2 separate regions of the Homo sapiens genome follow, and region 2 is linked to region 1. A link is a loop called in an ENCODE intact Hi-C map of the cell type or tissue named here. Cell type or tissue: heart left ventricle. All regions are shown on one strand. Each heading gives the region's core, and the rest is flanking DNA. Links, peaks and the distances in the headings are about the cores only. Region 1 has its middle 34 kb from the start of MIR2909. Region 2 overlaps AATF (apoptosis antagonizing transcription factor).

Evidence for each region. A loop is a pair of places that touch in the nucleus more often than their neighbours do. Peaks named below come from ENCODE experiments on the same cell type or tissue, not always from the same donor. Only the 100,000 strongest peaks of a DNase experiment are listed, where the experiment ranks them.
Region 2: it touches region 1 in a loop (4-fold over the local background); 3 of 110 quality-filtered maps call a loop at or near these places.

The regions. Positions count from the first base shown.
Region 1 is chr17:37,066,498-37,069,412 of GRCh38, reverse strand. No RefSeq gene overlaps it. Among named protein-coding and RNA genes, the nearest start is that of MIR2909, 34 kb to the right of the region's middle. In heart left ventricle, for the core only: no CTCF peak of the experiment used is centred there; DNase peaks (open chromatin) are centred at 1,482 and 2,755; H3K27me3 peaks cover 2,149 bases.
Region 2 is chr17:37,003,589-37,006,503 of GRCh38, reverse strand. The region is part of intron 8 of AATF (apoptosis antagonizing transcription factor); the gene reads right to left. Among named protein-coding and RNA genes, the nearest start is that of MIR2909, 29 kb to the left of the region's middle. In heart left ventricle, for the core only: no CTCF peak of the experiment used is centred there; no DNase peak of the experiment used is centred there.

The DNA of each region.
Region 1 (2,915 bases), core at 321-2,820:
TCAGCAATTCCATGCCTAGGTATCTGCCCAAGGGAAATGAAAACATCTTTCACAAAGGCTTGTGATTGCTCCTATCAGCTTCATATATAATCGCCCAAATCTGGAAACAATCCAAATGTTCATGAATAGGCACGTGGATAAACAAAATGTGGTATATCTACACAATGGAAGACTAGTCAGCAATCAAAAGGAATGTACTGATATATGCTACAATAAAGATATAAACACCTCATGCCAAGCGAAAGAAGCCAGACACAAACACTCCAGATTGTATGATTCTTTTTAAATGAAATGTTCAGAAAAGAAGGCAAATTACCTGGGGCTGGGAGCAGGGAGTTCCGGCAAAGCTAGAGGAACTTGTGGGGTGATAAGAATGTCCTAAACATGGGCCGTGTTAGTGGCAGCACAACTCCACAGATGTAGCAAAAACCATGGAATTGTACATTTACAACAGGTGAGTTTTATGGTATGTAAATTCTACCTCAATAACAACACTGTAGAAAAAAAATGGAGACTGGGCATGGTGGCTCATGCCTATAATCTCAGCACTTTGGGAGGCCAAAGCGGGTGGATCACCTGAGGTCAGGAGTTGGAGACCAGCCTGGGCAACATGGCAAAACTCTGTCTCTACTAAAAATACAAAAATTAGCTGGGCGTGGTGGCGTACACCTGTAATCCTGGCTTCTCAGGAGGTTGAGGCAGGAGAATCGCTTGAACTAGGGAGGTGGAGGTTGCAGTGAGCAGAAATCATACCACTGCACTCCAGCCTGGGTGACGGAGCGAGACTGTCTCAAATAATAACAACCACCACCATCACGGGGTAGAGGCTACACAGACCTTACCCCGCAGCCTGCCCTCCTGCCCTGCAGCTGTTTCCACAAACGCCTCCTCCTCCTTCCATCCCCAGCTGCTCTAGCTGCTTGCCAGTTTCTTTTCAGCTCCAGCCTGGCTGGTTCAATGGTCACCCTCCTATCTGTCCTCACACGGGACCCAGCCCCTCCTCAGGATCAGCAGCTGCGGCCATCAGCTGTCCTCGCCCAGCTCCTCCAGAACAGCTTGTTAAAAGGGATCCACCTGGGGCTGAGTTCCTCCAGTTGGTCCCGGTGAGCTCTCACGTAAGAGTAATGAAGTTTAAACTTCTCTTTAGCAGCTAAGCACGGAAATTGACCCTGGCACCTTGCTAAGCTAATCGAGTTACAAAACGAATCCTTTAGGATCAAATTCATTACAACAGCCGCATCTATGACCCATTTTATTATAACCTTTTCTCAAAATCTGCTCTGGTCCGCCACCCTCTGATCTTGCCCAACCAAGCCCTAGTTAGCCTGTGTCTGAGGACGCCTGGCGGGCCCGGCGGGATGCTGTGGAAGGTGAGGGCTTCCAGTCACCTGTAAGCAACCTCGGTCGTACGTGCCCAAGGCTCAACTCCTGCAATCTATTTCTGTGACCTCAGGTCCCAGCAGAGCTCTGATTTCAAGCCACAGCCCTGGCCCAGGCCCAGACTGTGTTTATGACTCAGCATCCAATAGGCATGTAAACAAGATTACATCACAGATTTTCCCTGGCCCATACCTCCCGGTCCAGACTCTGGCTGAAGAGGGACATTGGAGCTTGGCCCTCAAGGAGCTAGCTCCACAGAGTCACCGCCAGCCATGAGGGAACTTGTCACCTAGCCCTCCTCTCACCTGCACAGGCTCAAATCAACCAGGAGCAGGGCTCCCAATGGGTGAGCTTTATGCAAACACCCGGGGTGGGGTTCCTGGCCACCAACCTCTGCACGTGGTGCTGCCTGGAGGGAAGGTTCCGGGACTCTGGAATGGACTTCTGCCCAGTAGGAGTGGCGAACTTGTGGCTCTCACGGCTTTGCGTTATTTGTTACAGATACACCTCCACTACTTTACACACTATTAGAAAGTTGAGTACCCCAAATCACTTTTAGGCACATGCAGAAATGCAATTTTAGGAGGCAGAAACTACTCAACTCCAGCAATGCATCTAGACTCTACCCTAAAATATCTGCATATTAAACTACCAAGGACAGTTAAGCTTTCAAAGGGAGAAGATCAAAGTGCTGTCATCTTTTAATTTAATCCTTTTGTTGCATCAATGATCTTAAGAGGGATGAGAGAGATCAAAATAAAAATGGAAACAAACTGTATCTTTGTGGCTGTTGTGTTTTAGTCTTTTTTTTTTTTCTCAATTTGGGCCACAAAATAGGTCAGCTCCATTACTGATCAGCCTTCCCACAAATATTTAAAACAAATTGAATTGCATACCCAATACCCATCACAATTACACCAGGCACAATAACTAAATTAGCAATTCAACAAAATAATTGGAAATGCGATTCTCTCTATTCCACCAGTCTCCCTCGAGGGTTGAGCGGATCTATGGGGGAAAGCTCAGCTTTCCTAATTCTGCAGCTAATTAGAGACACACTTGTAAATGAAGTTGTTTGTCTTAAAGTTGAAATTCTCTTCTGGGGGTGGGGGAGAGGCAAGGAGAGATGAGAAAGTCCTTCCGCTCCGGAGCAAGTGTATATAAACAGGTATAAAAACCCGTGCCATACCTGCAATTAATAAAGCATCACTATTTTACCTTCACTTATCTGGTAATGGACGACTTTGGAAGAACCAGCCTGGTTGACAGCCTCGTAAGCGGCGCACATTTCTGATGGCACTTGCGACCAGTCACTGTGGGCTGCCGTTTTGGGAGGGGGCGGAAGTGCCAGGACAGCAGGAGCGGTCAGTGGTGGCCAGTGTGTGCTGCCGGCTCCCACGTGGCCCCCCTCGGTTTGGGACAGGAGAACCAAAGGCTCACCCTAAAAGGAAGCAAGGCAGAGAGAGGCTCCCCCGCCCAACAGACCCTCCCCTCCTGTGGACCGCCGTCAGCAGCCGAACGTGGGCCCCCCTGGC
Region 2 (2,915 bases), core at 259-2,758, 63 kb after region 1:
ACTAAGTGACTGACTTATGCAATTCTTTTTTTTTGAGACGGAGTTTTGCTCTTGTTGCCCAGGCTGGAGTGCAATGGTGTGATCTCAGCTCACCGAAATCTCAGTCTCCTGGGTTCAAGCGATTCTCCTGCCTCAGTCTCCCTACTAGCTGGGATTACAGGCATGCACCACCAAGCCCAGTTAATTTTGTGTTTTTAGTAGAGATGAGGTTTCACCATGTTGGTCAGGCTGGTCTCGAACTCCTGACCTCAGCTGATCCACCCGCTTTGGCCTCCCAAAGTGCTGGGATTACAGGGAAGAGCCACCGCACCTGGCCCTCTTTTTTTCTTTTTTAAATTTAAGGAAACCTCTTTTTTTTCTTTTTTTAGAGACAGGGTCTTGCTCTGTCACTCAGGCTGGAGTATAGCGGCACAATCATAGTTCACTGTACAGCCCTGAGGTCCTGCGCTCAAGTGATCTTCCTACCTCAGCCTCCTGAGTAGCTGGGACCACAGGCGCAAGCCACCATGCCTGGTTACTTTTTTTACTGTTTATTTTTTATAGAGATAGGGTCTCACTATGTTGCCCAGGTTAGTCTCAAGCTCCTGGGTTCAAGCAATCTTCCCACCTTGACCTCCCAAAGTGTTGGGATTGCAGGAGTGAGCCACTGTACCCAGCAAGCCATGCTTTCTAATCCATACTAAAAGTAACAATGTACAGAAGGTGCTGTTTAGATTTTCCAAGAGTTCCCACTTCAAAAATTCTGCCCATTGGTCACTAGATGGATGTCTTGGTGTGTACCTCCCCCTCCATTTATAATAAAGGCAGGAAGAAGGGTTTTAGATCCTCTCAGATACCAGCTCAGTTACTATTTTTTAGCATTATTTAGCAGGGTTTCTTTTACTATATGTCATTTGTGTTTAAAGAATAAAAAGGAAGTCATTCTGAACTAGAGAACGATTCACAAGTAGGAAACTGAAAGGGTAGTACTAACTTGTATTCTGTGATTATGTCCCTTAAGAACCAAAAGCCCAGCTGAAATAAATCTCTCCCTATATTTCCAGCATTCTCCCTCTAGCCTTCAGATGCCAATAATTCTTCAGCCCCACCAGAATCAATAAACCATCAATCCTGCCACCTTTTCAGCATCCCTCTTCCTCTCCTCCTGTGCTTACTTCTCTCCTTACCCAGGTGAATGAGATTCCAAAATCCATCAGGATAATCACCCCTGATATACACCCTGAACTCCCCTGCAAGCTATCCTTTTGTCGTACAGACCCACAGTCCCTTAGGGATAGATGTATCTTGGAATTCAGAATGTTTCATATTTTAGAAAGGTAATACACTGCATATGTCATAAATGTGTCAGCGGAGTCTGGGGCAGCACCCCAAAGTCAAACACAAAATTTCTGTAGCAAAATATATATTCCCACATATATGTGATAAATAAAGCCTATAAATAGCTTCATGTTCATTCAGATCAGGTGCTGCCACCACAATAGTTTGCCAAACTTACCAAAACAAACAAAACTACGAGTTTTCAGATTTTTAATCTCGGAATTGTTGGCAAGGGATTATTTCCCTGTACTTCGGTGGCAAAACCCCAAGCCATGTTAAATCTCAGTACCTGCATCCACATGGATGAATGTAGTGAGAGAAAGACCAGATCTTGCAAACTGGCCTCACTTTCATATTACCAGTAACCTGTGGGTCTTTTAGGCTACCTGACAGTGCAGCTACGCTTTCCTAGTCCATTCACTCTCTGAGGTAACTTTTTCTTACCCTCTCTTTTCTCAAACCTCCATATCCTCCTACATCTTATCACTCTCGGCTCCTTCATTCATAAGAAATACCATAAAATAACATAGAAGCACTCACATGAGGACTCTGCACATGCTCTCACCCCTTACCTCCCTGCAACTGTACTCATAAGTCCTGCCTTCCCTCTATCCATCACACCAACCCCTCCCTACTTGTGTACTGACCAGCAATTCCTACCTTTTTCCTGCAACATCCATTTTTACCTCTCTACGGGATCATTTCCATCAACATACAAAATACATCTCCTATCTTAAAACTCTCTCTCAAACCTTCCAGCAGCTGTCCCATTTCTCTATTCCCATTACAGCAAACCTCCTCAAAGCTGTCTATACTCACTGTCTCCAATTTATTTCCTCTCACTCTCTCTCTTTTTTTTCAGAGTTTAGCTCTTGTTGCCTAGGCTGGAGTGCAATGGTGCGATCTCAGCTCACTGCAACCTCCGCCTCCTGAATTCAAGCAATTCTCCTGCCTCGGCCTCCCAAGTAGCTGGGATTACAGGCGTCCGCCACCACGCCTGGCTAATTTTTTGTATTTTTAGTAGAGATGGGGTTTCACCATGTTGGCCAGGCTGGTCTTGAACTCCTGACCTCAAGTGATCCACCTGCCTCGGCCTCCCAAAGTGCTAGGATTACAGGCGGGAGCCACCAAAAAAAAGTCTGCAACCTCTACCTCCTGGGTTCAAGCGATTCTCCTGCCTCGACCTCCTGAGCAGCTGGGAGTAGAGGCACATGCCACCATGCCCTGCTAATTTTTTGTATTTTTAGTAGAGATGGGGTTTTGCCATGTTGCCCAAGGCTGTTCTCAAGCTCCTGATCTCCAGTGAACTGCCCAACTTGGCCTCCCAGAGCACTGGGATTACAGGTGTGAGCCACCATGCCCGGCCTCCTCCCATTCTCTCTTGAACCCCCTCCACCACTCTACTAAAAGAGTTCTTGTTGGTCAGACATGGTGGCTCGCACCTGTAATCCCAGCACTTTGGGAGGCTGAGGCAGTCAGATCACTTGAGATCAGGAGTGTGAGACCAGCCTGGGCAACACGGCAAAACCCCATCTCTACTAAAAATACAAAAACCAGCCGGGTGTGGTGGTGCACGCCTTTAGTTCCAGCTACTTGGG